Regions from separate parts of the Homo sapiens genome. Here region 2 is linked to region 1. The links are chromatin loops, found by intact Hi-C in ENCODE. Cell type or tissue: ascending aorta. All regions are shown on one strand. Region 1 has its middle 57 kb from the start of FCRL5. Region 2 overlaps LOC107985211 (a long non-coding RNA gene).

What was found. Peaks named below come from ENCODE experiments on the same cell type or tissue, not always from the same donor. Only the 100,000 strongest peaks of a DNase experiment are listed, where the experiment ranks them.
Region 2: a loop joins it to region 1, with 5 times the contacts of the local background. A loop is called at or near these places in 90 of 110 quality-filtered maps.

The regions. Positions count from the first base shown.
Region 1 is chr1:157,491,886-157,499,885 of GRCh38, reverse strand. No RefSeq gene overlaps it. Among named protein-coding and RNA genes, the nearest start is that of FCRL5, 57 kb to the left of the region's middle. In ascending aorta, a CTCF peak has its summit at 3,640 (motif pointing right); no DNase peak of the experiment used is centred here.
Region 2 is chr1:157,190,237-157,198,236 of GRCh38, reverse strand. LOC107985211 (a long non-coding RNA gene) reads right to left here. Exons shown (of 4, transcript XR_007066653.1): 4 at 7,058-8,000. Among named protein-coding and RNA genes, the nearest start is that of ETV3, 56 kb to the right of the region's middle. RefSeq lists a silencer at 4,221-4,453. In ascending aorta, a CTCF peak has its summit at 4,428 (motif pointing left); a DNase peak (open chromatin) is centred at 4,426; H3K27me3 peaks cover 1,115 bases.

The DNA of each region.
Region 1 (8,000 bases):
AAAAGAGAGAATAGTTTAAAAATCTTGGGAGGAACCTCTTATTCTTAAGCAAGTGGTTTCCCCACGAAGAGAAAAGCTTAATTACTGTCCAATGGAGCTGAACCGCTTGGACAGAGAAGGGGAAGTCTCCAGCGGCTTATGGTAGAAAATGCCAGCCAACTGGCCGTGCGGGACCCTTGGGCCATGCATCCCAGCCCCGGCAGGGAGGGGAGAGCAGCAGGGAGCTGCTGCTCGCCAGTAGGTCCTGAAAAAGGAAGGGAAATGCCATGAAAAGTCCCAGGAGCTAAGGGGGTTGGGGGCATGTTTTCCCCCACCCTCAGAAGTCCAAGGATGAAAAGGCTTAGGAGCAACATTGAGAGGTTTCGAGTCCCCATTTCACTCACTGCTTTTCTGGCCCAACGTTGTGCGCCAAAAATGTTGCATAACTTTTCCTTAGTTCAGCTAAAAACAGCGTTCTTTGTCCCATGGCCATGAAAATTCAGGCTTGCAGACAATTTAAATGGTGAGTAAGACAGGGTTGCATTGGGTAAAAAGAAAGAAAAGGGGCAAAGAAGAACTCTTGGAAGGCCAGAGTCCCTGCTGGAGCATTTCCTTCCCACCCTTCACATCCCAGGTTCCACAAAGGAAGAGGAGGGGCCTGACTCCTCCCCACTGGAAAGAGCACAAACTTCTGTGGCTCCACCCTAGTGCGCAGGCTGGTTGGAGTTTTTCTGAGGAGCCCCCTCCCACCTGGCTGTCTCACATAGATGACTCTCAAATGCATTATGCCAAGCAAAAGAAGCTGTTCTCAAAAAAACCTGCAAACTGCATGATTACATTTTGACGACACTCTTACAAGACAAAACTATGGGGACAGCAAACACATCAGTGGCTGCCAGAGACTATGGTAGGAAAAGAGGTTCACAACCAAGGGACATAAGAGAAGGAGTTGTCGTCAGAGGTAACTCTGACTTCCTGGTTGTCACTCCTGCCCCCACATGGCATGTGACTTGTTTCAGCTCCCCAAGGCTGAAGGTGCCATCCTGGGAAGCAGAGGGTTTCTCCTTCTCTGGAATTAACCAAGCAGAGGCTGGAGGAACTGTTAGCAGTGAAGTGACAGAAGTCCTGAAAGCTTTTGCCACTGACAGACAATAAGTACATATTTCACCACTGACCCTATGACATGTGATAACTCTAGTTGTTTCTTTTTTTTTCTCCCCTCTCGTCCTATCCCCTCCCACCCCCGTCTCTGTTATTTTTTTTCTATGGGTGGGGCCCAGCAATCTGTGGTTCAGCAGGCCTTCCAGGTGATTCTGATGCATCCTGGAGTTTGAGAGTCATTGCCCTAGAGAAAAGAACAGATGTGCTCCAGATTGCAAACAGATAGGGAAAGAATTGCACCTTTGTGATGATGAAGGAGTCAAAGGTGGCCTTGTACTTAATGTGTCACAATATGTGCAGTTGGAGACATAGGAGTTTGAGCCATAGATTTACAGAGCAAACTCAATGATAACATAGGCATAGCACACACAAACACCCTCACAAGGGTGAAGCCCTTCAACTATGATGACTTCAGGAAAAATCCACAGAGGCCAGGAAGAAGAGCGATGGCAATATAAAGTTGTTTCAAACAAATGTGATAAAATTAGCAAGGTCATGGGCAAAATGCAGTTAAGAGGTTATGAGATATTCATTCCAAGTATGACTGTGACCAAAGTCCTGTTTACAAAGAGGAGATTTATGGTGATCCTGAGATAAGAAGAACCTGTATTCAAAGAAGATATTTGAAAACAACAACTGTCATGGTTCTACAGACCTGAGAATGGGGTTAACAAGACAATTCTCATTAAATGAAGGAGGCAGCCTAATAAATTAAGGGGATCATGATGGCTCTGGATTCCAGGCTTTCCAGAATTGGGAAAGATCAGATGCAAATGATTTCTGCATTTTGATTCTCAGCTATGATTCCCCTGGACCTGAGCTGTTTGTGGCAGGTGCTCTCTCCCTGGGCATGTTGTGCTGGGGAACCTGACCATCCTCTTCATGTTTGATTTCTTGCCCATGTGTGACCTGCCTAAACTTGACAAGAGTTTCCTTGGAATCAAGTGACACTGCAACCTTTTTGCCTGAGAGTGTGCTGACTTTTGAGCCAATCTGGGGAACCTCTGGCAACACTGCAGAGCATAATTGAATGAAATTCCAGGCATTCCATTTGAAGACAGGGATGGTCTGTCTGGAGACACAGGTGGGTCTAATATCCTACAAAGATTGGAAGGGTTTTGTGTGGCCTAGGAATGATGACAAGTTTGTGGGTCATAACTGTGACCACCATCTAGAGACACACTCTAAGAACAGAAGTTGAGTGTGCAGGCTCTGCAGACAGATGCCCAGTTCTGTCACTTTCTAACTGGGTGTGCCTGGACAACTTATGAAAAGTAGTTTCACATCTTTCTAAAATGGAAATATGAATATATTAATAGTACCTACACTAAGTCAGCAGGGTTTGCAGCAGAGAAAGCGTTTAATGATCACAGGGCACTGAGTGAGGAGATAGAAGAAGATCCTCAAATCCATCTCCCTGAGAAGTTCTGGGCTGGGGTTTTTAAGGATATAGTGGAGGGTGAGAGGCCAGAAAATTGGTGGTGTTGATTGGTTGGGGTAAGGGGGGAGAAATAATCAGCATTTGGAAACTGCATATTTTGATTATTCAGCAGCTCCTGGGATCATTCAGACCCACTGAGTCAGTAGTTTCATCAGTATGCAAGACCTGAAGGGATATCTCAAAGGGAAAACATAACATTTCAAGTTGTTATTTATAGAACAGTTGATAGGAACTATAATCTTATAAGAGGATCTACATGATTCTGAGGCCATAGGCACCAAACAACTGTGGGGAAGCAGTTAGAGAGCAGCAGACCTCATGATTAGTGCTGAAGGTGCTGCAAGCTCGGTTTATTTTCACTTCTCCCCTCTTCCTCTCCCTGTCCCCAATCCCAGGATTCAGAAAGACAATTATGAGAATGCAGAGGTGTTGGTGCCTCTATGATGCTGCAAGCAACTTTTTCAGGATGGCCTTGAACTTGGGTGGGAAAGCAGGCATGGTAATGGGAATGGGTCAGGCACAGGCTGCTGAGGACAGAGCATTGTAAAGACCATGATGACCTTTAGAATTCTGTAATCAGTGGATTTGACCATTCATAAATTGCCTGAAGTTCTGTAGCACGTAGCAATTCATAAATTTACAAATATAAAAAAATTGAATTGTGTGTTCTGTGAGGTTGGTGTGATGTAGATGGCTTAGCTAGTGAATGAGCCCAGCAGGCTGCCAAGTGATCCTAAAGTCATGGCTTAGTGGCTTTTGTGGTGTACATTGTTGAACCACTCTAATTGTTAGAAATGTCTTCCTGAAAACTTTCTCACTCTAAAAGTCATCATTAGTTTCTACATTCTGTTCCTAGTATACGAAGTGTCATTCCCTCCTCCATAAAGTTGCTTCAAATAGCTGACGAGTCAGTGTGGAACAGGCCAAAATGGGAGACACCAGGGACTGGTAGGCCCTCATTTCAACACCTCATCAAAGGGATCCAGAGGCTTATCTAAGGGAGAACCTGTTTTTCTTTGAAATCGTCCACCATTCAATGAAGTTGCAGTTCTTGCTTGAACCACTAGGTGTCACTGACACTATGCGTGGCTGACACTAGCGTGAGGGCTGAGAATGAGTCCCCTGTTAAAAGTGAAACATCATGCCCTTTGAAGCCCAATTTTGACTTAAATTGTTTTATTATCACATTACTCAAAGGCATACAAACACAAAATCTATATAACGTATTCTCAAAACTATAAAATTAAAAGTATAGAAATAGAAACAAAGCAATAAAATTCAAGTTAATATAATGTACTAGGTAATGTTATTTTACTGGAACTAAATGGGTAATTTGGACTTTTTAACATCACTAATGTGCATTCACATCTTTTTGGTCTACTGGTCATGTACTTAAGTCTATTTACTGTACACATGATGGATCATCATTTGAGTAATTTTTAAAACTCCTACTTAAAAATTAGCTATTTTAAAAATCATCAACCCATCCTTTTAATATGGCAATACATTGAATAATACAACTCCAATAATTCAATTCACTTATACCCCATTTTCCACAATCCCTTGCTGTATTGATTCATTGTAATGTTAATTACCTTTGAAATATTTCCCTAAAGGAGTTATATATAAACACAAACTATTGTAGTAGCTATTAATATTTTCTTTGTGTCCTTCAGTGAATGAGAGCTAGCCAGACCTTGGGGAGCAGAAACTACCAGGTCTGCTCCATCCTTCCTGACACCGCCACCAGGTGCAACTTGGGTCAAGTGGTGCAGCTGCTTCACCCCTGCCCTGGAGGCCCCTGTAGTCTTAAGGCCCCAACACACCTGCCTCCACCAGCTTTGTCATCAGAGGCAACATACCCCAGAACCATCAGCTGCTGACACAGGATCTCAACTATGAGGCCAAATACGTGGATTACCCTCCCTGCCCTGCCCTGCTCAGCTCAGCTCAGCCATCACAGGTCTGGACCTTCAGGCGTGAGCTCTGAAAGGAGTCTTAAGCAGAACAGCATCATATCCTGGGAGCACAACTGGGAAGCTGGGAATCCATGTGTGGGTTCCATCCCTCCCTAGCCTCTGCAAATTAACATATAAGGAGAAGAGTCCCATTAATTCACTCAAGCTACCAGCTCTTTCCCACAGTGGTGCTGCACACACCAAGAAATGTGAGGATGTGGCTAGGCATCTGTTAGAAAAATTTCCAAATATTCCATTGTAATTACAGGTCTCTCTAACATCTACAGTGGGAGCTGATCTGCATTAAGTAAGCATCTCAAGAGTGAAGAATGGCTCAATTCCAAGTGAACCCAAATCTCAGCCCTATAACAGCCAAGATACCCTGCTCTGCCTTTTGTTTCAGGAAACAAACTTTGTAGTTTCTGCAAAGCTCTTCATCCTTACCCCAGAAGGGTTTGCAATGAGCATGCTGTTTCCTTCCTTTCTTCCTTTCTCTCTTTCTCTCTTTCTTTCTTTCTTTCTTTCTGACAGAGCCTCGCTCTATCACCCAGGCTGGAATGCAGTGACATGATCTCGGCTCACTACAACCTTCGCCTCCTGGATTCAAGTGATTCTCCTGCCTCAGCCTCCTGAGTAGCTGGGATTACAGATGCGCACCACCATGCCTGGTTAATTTTTGTTTTTTTAGTAGAGACAGGGTTTCACCATGCTGGCCAGGCTGGTCTAGAACTCCTGACCTTGTGATCTGCCCACCTCAGCCTCCCAAAGTGCTGGGATTACAGGCGTGAGCCACTGCACCCAGCCCTTGCTGTTTTCTTTAGGCTCTGCTCCCAGAAATAGTAACACAAATAATACTGGTTACCAAGGCGGTAGGTCTTTCAGAAATTAAAATACACATGCACACTCACAGACATGTACATCAATGGGGTACTACCATCACTGGAAAACACTGCATAAGCCCTGGACATTGACGTGAAGTGCAAATGTTTCCAACAAATTCAGAGAAAGACCGCAGAAACTAAGCTTTCAGAATATAGCTACCCACAGTCCAGCCTCTCAACCCATCTGTGTCTACACAGTAGCTAAGCAGAGAACATCAACATCAACATGTGTCTCTCTCAACTTAAGTTCCAGGGGGAAGATGCAAATAGAAAGGGGAGACATGGTTTGACTCATGATATCATCAGAAAAATGACAGACCAGGCCAGACTGTCCCCCATTCCCATGTAAGAAGAAAAACAGTACGTGAATCTAATATGCAGTTGTAGAAAAGTTAAAATTTTTCTCTAAGAAACACAAGGAAACTTTGTTAATATACTTTAAACTGATGAATTGTACTGGATGTAAACTGGACCTCAATAGAAGCCATCAGCCCCTGAATCACACTTGCTCCCTCCTATCTCAGACCTTCTCACACACCACTCCCTCTGCCTGGAATGTCACGTCCATTTCCTCCCAGTTCCCAGCTCCTTCATACTACATCTGATCTGCAGTGTTTTGCTTCTCAAGCATTTATCGTTTGTAATTAAAGATTATGTGTGTCAGTTATTTTTAACATGGGGTTCTCTCTGCATACATATGCTCCATGAAGGGCTGTTTTCTCATCATCAGATGAGCCCATCTGGGAATGCGGAGTGAAACTATCACCTTTTACCCCATCCTGGAATTGTGAAAAACGGAAGATTTCTAAGAAGATTCTGAGCAAATCCTTTTCTGGCACCTGTGGTCAGTCCCTACCAGGGTCCCCATCTTAAGCCTTCAAGACCTTTCGGTTCAAACTATTTTTTTAAAGGTAGAGAATGTAACAATACAATAAAACATGGACATAGTTTTTTAAAAGGAAATGGAAACATAATCCACAGATGGGAGAAAATATTTGCATTTGTATATGTGATAAGGTATTTTTATCCAGAATATATGAAAAACTCTCACAACTGAACAATAAAAAGACAAATAACCTAATTTACAAATAGGCAAATGATCTAATAGGCATTTCCCCAAAGAAGATATACAAATGGCCAGTACACACATGAAAAGATGCTTGGCAGCATTAGTCATCAGGAAAATGCAAACCAAAACCTTGAGATACCACTTCACATCCATCAGGGTAGCTAGAATCAAAAAGTTCATAATGACAAGTGCTGGCAAAGATGTGGAGAAATTGAAGCCCTCATACATTGATGGCGAAGTGCAGCTGTGTTAGAAGGCAGTCTGTCAGTTTCTCATATGATTGAACATAGAATTCTACCATATAATCCAGCAGTTCGTTCCACTTCTAGGCATATACCCAAGAGAAATGAAAACACATGTTCACACAGAAACTTGCACATGAGTGTTTATAGCAGCATTGTTCATAATAGCCAAATGGTGGAAACAAACAATGGATGAGTGAATACATAAATAAAATATTGTATATCCATATAATGGGATATTAGAACTGAACTATAACACAACACTGATGAACCTTGAAATGTTGTGCTGAATTAAAGCAACCAGTCACAGAAGACCACATCTATTTGATTCGACTCCTATGAAAGTCCAGAATAGGAAACACTATAGAGAGAGAAATTAGATTAGTGGTTACCCAGGGCTGAGGAAAGTCCAGAATAGGAAACACTATAGGGAGAGAAATTAGATTAGTGGTTACGCAGGGCTGTGGAATAGGAGAAAATGGGTGGATGGCCGAAGGATACAAACTTTTTTTGAGGTAATGAAAATGTCCTAAAATGGACTCTTTTGATGGCAGCACAAATTTGTGAATACATTAAAAAGTATTGAAATGTACACTTTAAATGGGGAAATATATGGTATGTAAATTATGTCCAATCAAAGCTGTTTTCTTTTTAAAGATTGTATTGGAAGTATAGAACAAGTGATATGGGGCCAGACTGACCTGAGTATGAATTTTTGCTCCAGTATTTACGAGCCTTGGGTCTTAAGTTCCTTTGATCCTCTAAGCCTTGCTTTTCTCATCTATAAAGTGAATACATTGATTATACCCACCACAAAGAGTTGTTCTGGGAATTGAGATAATGCATATCAAGTGCTTAGCCTCATTGCCTTGTACATAGTAGGCACTAAATAACTGTTAACTGAATGAAATATGCCAGGGAGCACACAGCCAGATGTAAACACGTAGAGCAGATGCCCAGGGCCCCCAGAGATTATTCAGAAGCCTGCAAATAAATTTGTTAGAGGAGCAGATTTTGTCCTTTGGTGGGGACAGCTTTCCAAAAGGGATAAAACCTATTTCAAAGCCCCAAGGATAGGGACACCCAAGCCAATCAATTAGTAGTAGACATTTTTTCTGGGTGGGAGTGGGGACGTTCTTTGCATGGTTAGATTCTAATAAATGGGCTCTCCTGCATCTCCCCACCCTACAGGGAATGGGGACAGTGGACTTCCCTCCTTTCCTCTACACATTCCCTGACCAGAAGGTCCAGGGGAAAGAAGGGGTGGGC
Region 2 (8,000 bases), 300 kb after region 1:
TGCTTGCCAAGAAACACATATTTACTGAGCACACCTGAGCCTGGCACTGGAAGAGACTTTCCTTCCTGCCCAGTCACCATCTGCTGCTGTCACTGAGCCCCTAGGTGGCTTCACAGACAGCACAATCTTAGCCATCTTGCTTTCCAGGGGAAGCACGTCAGATGCAGGTTGAACTTCTCAAATGCAGTTATTTGCCCTCGGCAACAAAAAATGAAAGAGAGGGAAAAAATATCCATTTAAATGTGCAGCAATTCTACTCAGATCCCAAAGTAAGTATGATATGGGAGCCGCAAATCCATGGGCGCCCCTGGTCCATCTCTCTGGGCTCACCTGCCTCTCAGGTGTGTGCCTCCTGCTACCTGGTGGGCAGTGGTCAGCAGGTAGCAGTTTAACCACTGGCTCTGCAGGAGGAAAAAGCCCTGGTTTCTAGTGTTTCCAATTTCCATGGTGTAAATATTCCCACTCTGTCTAATTTCAAACTACCAACATCATGACTGTGAACATAGGGTTGGGAGGAGATGCACAAAACCAGCTCACAAGTCAGCTTGCAGCCCCTCAACACCAGCCAACCATTTCATCGGGAAGAAAACACAGCCTCTTCCCAAGCAGAAGGAGAAACTTGCTGAGGGATGGAATGTTGGTCTCCAGTAGAGCAGCACTCTAGGGGATCCACACAGCAGATTGTAACTGTAATTGATTTCCACCTCAGAACCCAATTCTTCCCATCAATCACCAAAGCTAAGGCTTGGTTACTCCTCACCCAGCCTCCTCCTTCACTGCTAGGCTGTCCCAGCCTAAAACTCACGTGGGGTCCCCACTGTCCACTTCCCCACAAGACTGTGTAGTCTGAGGGCACAGAAAGGCTTTTCCTTTGGGAGCCCAGCATGCTTGGAGACAGGACTTGGAATCCAACTGGACGTTGATTCCATTCCTGCTTCTACCGCTAAGCTCTATCATCCAGCAGATCCTCAATGGCCTCATCTGGAAAATGAGATAATACCTCCTCTGCAGGGTTGCTGGGAGGACTAAATAGATAGAAGAAAGCCCCACACACAGCACAACACACAACAGGGCAACTCCGACTCCCTCCCCTCCCCTCCCCTATTCTTCCCCGGAGAAACAGGGCTGAGCCATAGTCGGGCAATGTCGCCACTTAGTGGCTGTGCTCAGAATTGCCCAAAAGACCAACAGTTTCCGGATTTGAGAAAAACCGGGAAAGCACTTAGGGAAGAGGTGTTGGGTTTCTGGTGAGAATCAAGTCCATGTTTTCTGAGAGGCCACTCACTATTATAAAGAAAGATTGGACACTGGCCTCTGAAATCCCACGTTTAGGTCCCAGCTTTGCCTAATATTAGCTGTTTAACCCTAACCAAGTTACGTAACTTCTCTAAATCTCAGTTTCCTCATATGTAAAATGGGAAAAATAACATCTACCTTATTAGATAAACACTCAGTGTTTTTTGCCTTTTATTGCTCTTGACCCCTCCTCCAGCCCCCTCTCCCTATCTTGATAAATATCACTGTCACAGGATCTTTGGGGTTTTGCTTTTTCTGTGGGGTGTTGCTTTTTCTGGCTGGAAACCTCTGTGGTCAGTGGCGCCTTTGTCTGAGGCCTTGTCTTGCATCCAGGAAGAATGAGGTATGCAGACAAGTGGAGGGTGAGCAATAGGAAGAGGAGCTTTATTAAGTGTTAGAACAGCACAGACCTCAGAGACCAGCAGTGGGTAGCTCTTCTCTGTAGGCAGGTCATCCGGACAAGTGCTCACCTCTCAGCAGAGGGTAGCTCCTGGTCTGCAGTTGGTCCTCCCAATCTACAGCTCTCAGCAAAGAGGAGGCTCTGCAAAGAGTAGCTGGTCATCTAGTTGTCTCTCCATCCTCGCCTCTCCATCCTCTCCTCTACTCTGGCTGAGCCCTGAGCTATTATGGGGCTCAGAGGGAAGGAAGTGCATGCCAGTTGGCCCATGGAGAGCCATGGGAAGCCCAGACAAGGCACCACTAGTCCCCACTCTGGTCAGTGGGACTGGAAACCCAGCTGCCAGCCTTCAGGCCTTCCCTGTCCTGAAAGTGGGGCCTCACCCACACCTGCCTCTTCCTGCCTAGGAGCCTGTCTACCTCCTGCAGCCACCCATGGCACCTAGGCCACTGGTGCCAAGGAGGCCTCAGGCCAATGCCTAGCTGCCCATCTCAGCCTCCCTCCCCTGCTCCTTGGCACCCAAAGTCTGGGGGTATGAAGGCAGCAGGGGGTCAGGGCATCAGCACTGCCCTAGCATACACCCTGTGGAGCTGCAACAACCCCCAAGCTCACCCTAACCCGGCTCCAAGATCAGAGCGGTGCCAGGAAGTGGGAGAGGACAGGCTAGAGAGGAGAGCACCATGATGCCCAGGCCCACAGCCACAACCTGGGCTGCTGCAGCTGGCCTGGGGAGCTCCCACCCTGCAGATTCCGGAGGGGCAGGGCTCCCACCTGTCCCTGGCTCTGCAGAGTGCAGCAACCCCCTACCCCCACCCCAGTGCCCCTTCTCTGCCTTTCCCCACAGCTGAGGCAGTCTAGGTGCAGGTGGCACAGTGGCCCAGACCAACCCCGCACAAATGAATCCCACGCTGGCCAGTCCCGCGAGTCCCGGCTGCGCCTTTGGCCAGGTGTTCCTGGGCTCCCAGGTCACCGCAGGGAGCCAGATCGAGGCAGCAGCCGAGGCTCCCGGCCTGGGAGCTGGTCCTGCCCCGGCTTGCGAAAGTGGGGATGGCACAGTCAGCTGCCTTGGGGACATGGGGCACAGGCGACCCACTGCCGTCACCGCTGCTCCCGCAGCCGCTCCTGCTGCGCTGTGCAGCCTGGGGCGGGGCTCAGGCCTTCGCCAGGCCTGGGCTGACATGCAGGGCAGGGGTGACATCGCCGCAAGTTCCCACTGCGGCCCCAGCGCTCAGGGTGACCTGGGGCTCCCCTTCGTCCAGCTTGAGACCCTGCCAGGGGGGTGCTTTCGGGAGCGGACTGCGGGCCCGGGAACCGGCGGCCGGGAGCACCTAGCTCGGCGGTCACCCAGACGCAGGGTGGATCCTGGAGACGCAACCTCAGGTGCCCTGACGAGCTGAATCTCCAGCTCAGGAGGCGCAGGAACCTGGCGCCGTCAGCAGGGTGGGCGAGGCTGGCCAGGTCCGGGAAGTGGGCACCCTTCCCGCTTTCAGCCCCGGGCCCCTTTAGTGCGGCCACCGCCGGGCGATTGGTGCCTGCCGGTACTCTGTGCACAAGTGCGGCACAGCCCTGGGCCCAGCTCCGCCTCGGGGTCCCTCCGTGCCCAACTGTGCAGTTCCCCCGCCGGCGGGTGGCTTGACCCCGCCCGGCCCAGCCGCAGCAGCTCCCAGGGGCGGGCTCCAGGGCGGCAGGCCCCGGGGACCCTTCGCCTGGGCGTCCGCACCCGAGGACCCACGGCCCGCGCCCGCACCCCACCGCAGCGGGGGCCCTGGCAGAGGCCGCTTCGGACCGCCCGCCGCTGCCATCATCCCCTTACTGGTTCCTGACGCCCTCAGTAGTTACGCCTGGGACGGGACCACATCTTCTCAATCCTATTTTCAGAAGCACTGACAAATTCCCCTAAAATCACCCTGAGAGATATTCTCGAAATCCTCAGTACTTCGAGTCTAAAAACAGAAAACATTTTATTATATTCATTATTGCATATATACACAATATAATACATTGTATATTATATAACATATATAATACTCTTATTATGTTATATAACAGTATATATATACTGTTATTATACAATATATTTAACAGTATGTAACACATAATGTTATATAATGTTAAAATAAAAGACACCCCTGTCTGGGGACAGGCACCTAACCAGCAACCCAGACACCCCATTCCCATTAACAAAGTCTCTTCCCAACCACAAGGGCTCTTGGTGGACACAGACTCCGAGATGGTCAGGGTGAGGGACTGTTTCTCCCACATTCAGGAACATCCCGAGGCTCCGTGACCCCGGCTAGAAACATCTCCCTTGTGGGCAGATGCCTGTGACCCTGCCCCGAGGACACGGGCGCCCACCAACCTCGCTTCCGCGCTGACCAGCACCTTCCAAGTATCAAGCCCTCCCTAGATGAGCCTTAGTCAGCTGGTCTGAGAGAGCCGGGTCTTTAGAACTGCACAGAATTGGGTCTGAATCTCATTTTCCACTATATTACCTGAGTAACCCTGGACAGATTGCTGAACTTGCCTGAGCCTGTGAGCTTATCACAATGGGGCACAAGCACTCACTTCAGGGAGTGTCTGCGTTGAGTAAGTGAGGCCCTGTGCGTGCCCAGTGAGGTCCCCGGCAGATGTTCAGCCAATGCTCCTATTTCATTCTGAACCCGGCATCTAGGAGATCCTTGCTTTATGAAGGTGCTGACTTTACCACCAGACCAGGGTCCAGGGCGCCCCCTCGTGGCTCTGCATTTCCAATTTTTCTTTCGAAATAAAACTGTCCTTGGGGAAAGGAGAGTCCTGAGGAGAGATACCCACGAATTCCTCAGCCAACTCACTTCTACGTTTTAAAATATGAGCCACTGAAACCCATTTACAATAAAGAAAAATGTAAATATAGTTTTAACACTCTTGCCCCCCACCGCACAAACACAGTGATTCTTCACCTACCAGAAAGAAATACCATTAAACATGTGCAAATGGATAAGCAGAGTAAATTATACACTTGAGGACCAAATCTCTCACAAAACAAGAAAGGCAATTAATTCACACATGCAGTAGAATAAACCATGGGGTAACTGAATGTTTGCCCCAGGGTCGCAGTCTCTGGGATGGAGTTCAAGTGCACAGCATGATGCCAAGTACCTCACCAATCAAAATAGCCATCAGAGATAAGACCAGGTTAATAATGAGGCAGAGGCCCCTCCCTCCTGGCTGGGATTTCTTTAGAGAGTGCAGCCCTGTTCTTGCCAGGACCCTCACTTGAGGGGGCCAGCTCCATTGAGGAGTAGATGCTTTCTCTTCCACTGGCCTTCAGAGTTGGTGGGACCCCGCAAATGATGTTGGCTACTATTGCCAAACTCCTCAAAACCTCCCTATACAGGAGATGGAAGAACCTCTCCCATACAGAGGTAGCTGTCCCCTGGGCTGAACACTTCCATCTATGGAGACCCTGACCTGGAGGGAGAGCTGGCCTCTGCCTATCCCACCCATGTAAACACTCTGCTCTCTGTCCACCTCTTCTTTCCCCTGGACCTTCTGCCCAGGGAATGTGCAGAGGAAAAGAGGGCAGTCCACTGTCCCCATTCTCTGTAGGGTGGGCAGATCCAGGAGGACCTGTTTATCAGAATCTAAGCAATAGAGCAGCATCCTCACCCCAATTATCTACTGCTAATTGCTCTGCCTATATTTGGGTGTTCCTGTATTTGGGCTTAAATTAGTTTTGACCCATCTCCTAAAGCAATCACCACCAAAAGCCAAAATCTACTCTTCTAACATAATATGTGTAGGTGTCCAATAGACCTTGTGGCCTCAGATCTGCTATAGCTGTTTCCTGGGCAGGTGCTCCCTGGCATATTTCAGGCAAATGACATTTATTAAACACTTACTATGTGCCAGGGGCTGAGGCTACACACTTGATATGCATCTCATGAATCCTCAAACAACTCTATCAGGTAGGCATGATCAGTATATCCACTTTACAGATGAGAAAGTGAGGCTTAGAGAAGCAAAGTGACTTATCCAAGCTTCCAGGCAGACGAATAACAGAAAGGATTCAAATCCAAATCAATCTGGCCCCAAAGCACTTGTTCTTGTCCTACACTTGCAGTACAATCTGGATTGTTTTTATCAACAGACCTTTACAATAACGTCTGTGCTAGGACAACTATTACTGAGCTTGTCTGGTAGCAAACAACAAACTCTTCCTATGTTTTCCTTGCCGAATACTTCAACTTGCTCATATTTTGGGGGCCCAGATGACATTTCCTTTAGCAGACTTATTTTAACTACCTTCATTCCCTTCTAAAGATGTTTGTGATGAATTTCTGACCTATCTGTGACCTTGAAGTCTGTTCATATCCAACAAAGGAGGCAAATGATAAGATTTTATGGACTTAGGTGGAATCTTGCCTGTAGATGGGAAATCACTCTCTGCGTTCCTAATGCTTGAAAACAAGGACCCTCTTGCCCAGATCTTGGTTTCTAAAGCAATTCCGCAGTAAACCAAACTAGAGCTCCTGGGAGAAATGGCTGCTTCTAGAACTGAAGCAGGAAATATACAAGATGGGCCTGGAGCATCTTGGAGAGTCCAAGTAAGAAAGTCCTCAAAAAAAAAGGCACACAGTGATGAGGCTGTGTCAAAAGAACACGGCACCAAATGGCCAAACTGGAACAATCTGAGCTACAAAATAAATATAGTGGCTTTGGATTATAGCCCGAAGCATAAAATACATATCAATGACTTTATACTGATACAAATAAATGATTGATTGAATAAAGAAAGAAATAAAGAAATTAAAAAAGGGGAATGATTGATTGAATAAATAAATGGGAAACAAGTAAATGGAGAAAAAATCTTCTGTGCAGAAAATTCCAAGTAATGTGTGAAGACATTCCACTCTCAAGGAGGTAAAGTTTAACTCCCTACTCTTTAAGTCTGGGCTGCACACGGTGACTTCTTTTCAAAGAGAACAGTGTGGAAGAGGGGAAAAACGAGTCACTTTACAATGGATGAAACTCAGCAAGCTTTACCTTTGTCAAGATAGTTGAGGTCAGCATCAATAGTAATGTCACGATGACAGCATGCACCCTCAAATGATGCGATGAAAATGGCACTTTACCTCTGTCATCCTCCTCCCCAAAACCTAAATTCCAAGTCTCATCATGAGAGAAACATCAGGCAAATCCCAATTGAGGAACATTCTTCAAAACACCTGACCAGTACCCCTCACGAATGTCAGCGAAAACAAGGAAAGTCTGAGTAGCTGTCACAGCCCAGAGGAGCCTAAAGAGGTATGTAGGGTGGGATCTGGGAACAGAAAAGGACATCGCGTAAAAACTAAGGACGTCTGAAGAAAGTATGGACTTGAGTTCATAAGAATGTATCCATATCGGTTTATTAATTGTAACAGATGTTAATAGCATAAGATGTTGATAAAAGGTGAAACTAGGTGTGGAGTCTGTGGGACTCTCGGTACTATCTGCCCAATGTTTCTGTAAATGAAAAACTTTTATAAAATATAAAGGTTATCTTATTTAAAGTGCTGCCACTCCTGAGCCCATGTTCTTTCTTGTTACCACAGCTCCTGTCAGATACTCAGGCATGTCCAGACATCATTTCCACAGAGGCCGGCCAGGTCTGTGTGTGAGGCTTCTCCCCTCTCTTACCCAGGAATGTTAGGTCCCAAACAAAAACCCTGTTCCCACTGCTGACTCTACGAAAGCAGAACTGAAAACTGATTGGGCTCTGTTCGGAGTCCCCGTTCATGGGGGCTGACTCCACATCCATTCCTGAGATAGTCACTGAGCACGGCCTGTGTTCCAAGCACAGCGCTACGTACTGGGGACTCAGATGAGTGCAGCGTGCGTGCTCCTGTCCATGCCATGTGCAGTCGAGTGGAGGAGAGGCATTAAACAAGGAAATGCCAAAATTTCTATCTATCATGAGAAATACAGAGAGGGGAAAGTGCAGATACTGGCAGAGGAGGAGGCATAAGGATCAGGGACGCCTTCTCTGAGGAAGGAGAATGATGCTGAATCCACAGAATTCGCTGGCCATTGGGAGGTCCCCATGCGTTCCCCCAGCTGACTCCAGCGGGCTGCTCTCGGGCATCACCCTGCTGGACCCTCAGCAAGCTCGGGCACAATGCATCACTCCATTCCTCAAGAAAAACTCTCTTTACTTGGCTCCCTGGATGCCAGACTCACCTGACTTTCCTCCTGTGTCACTGATTGCTCCTTCTCAGTCTTGTCTTCACACCCTCTAACCATTCCAGCACCCGGTCCCTGCTCTCATGACTCCCCTGCCTACGCT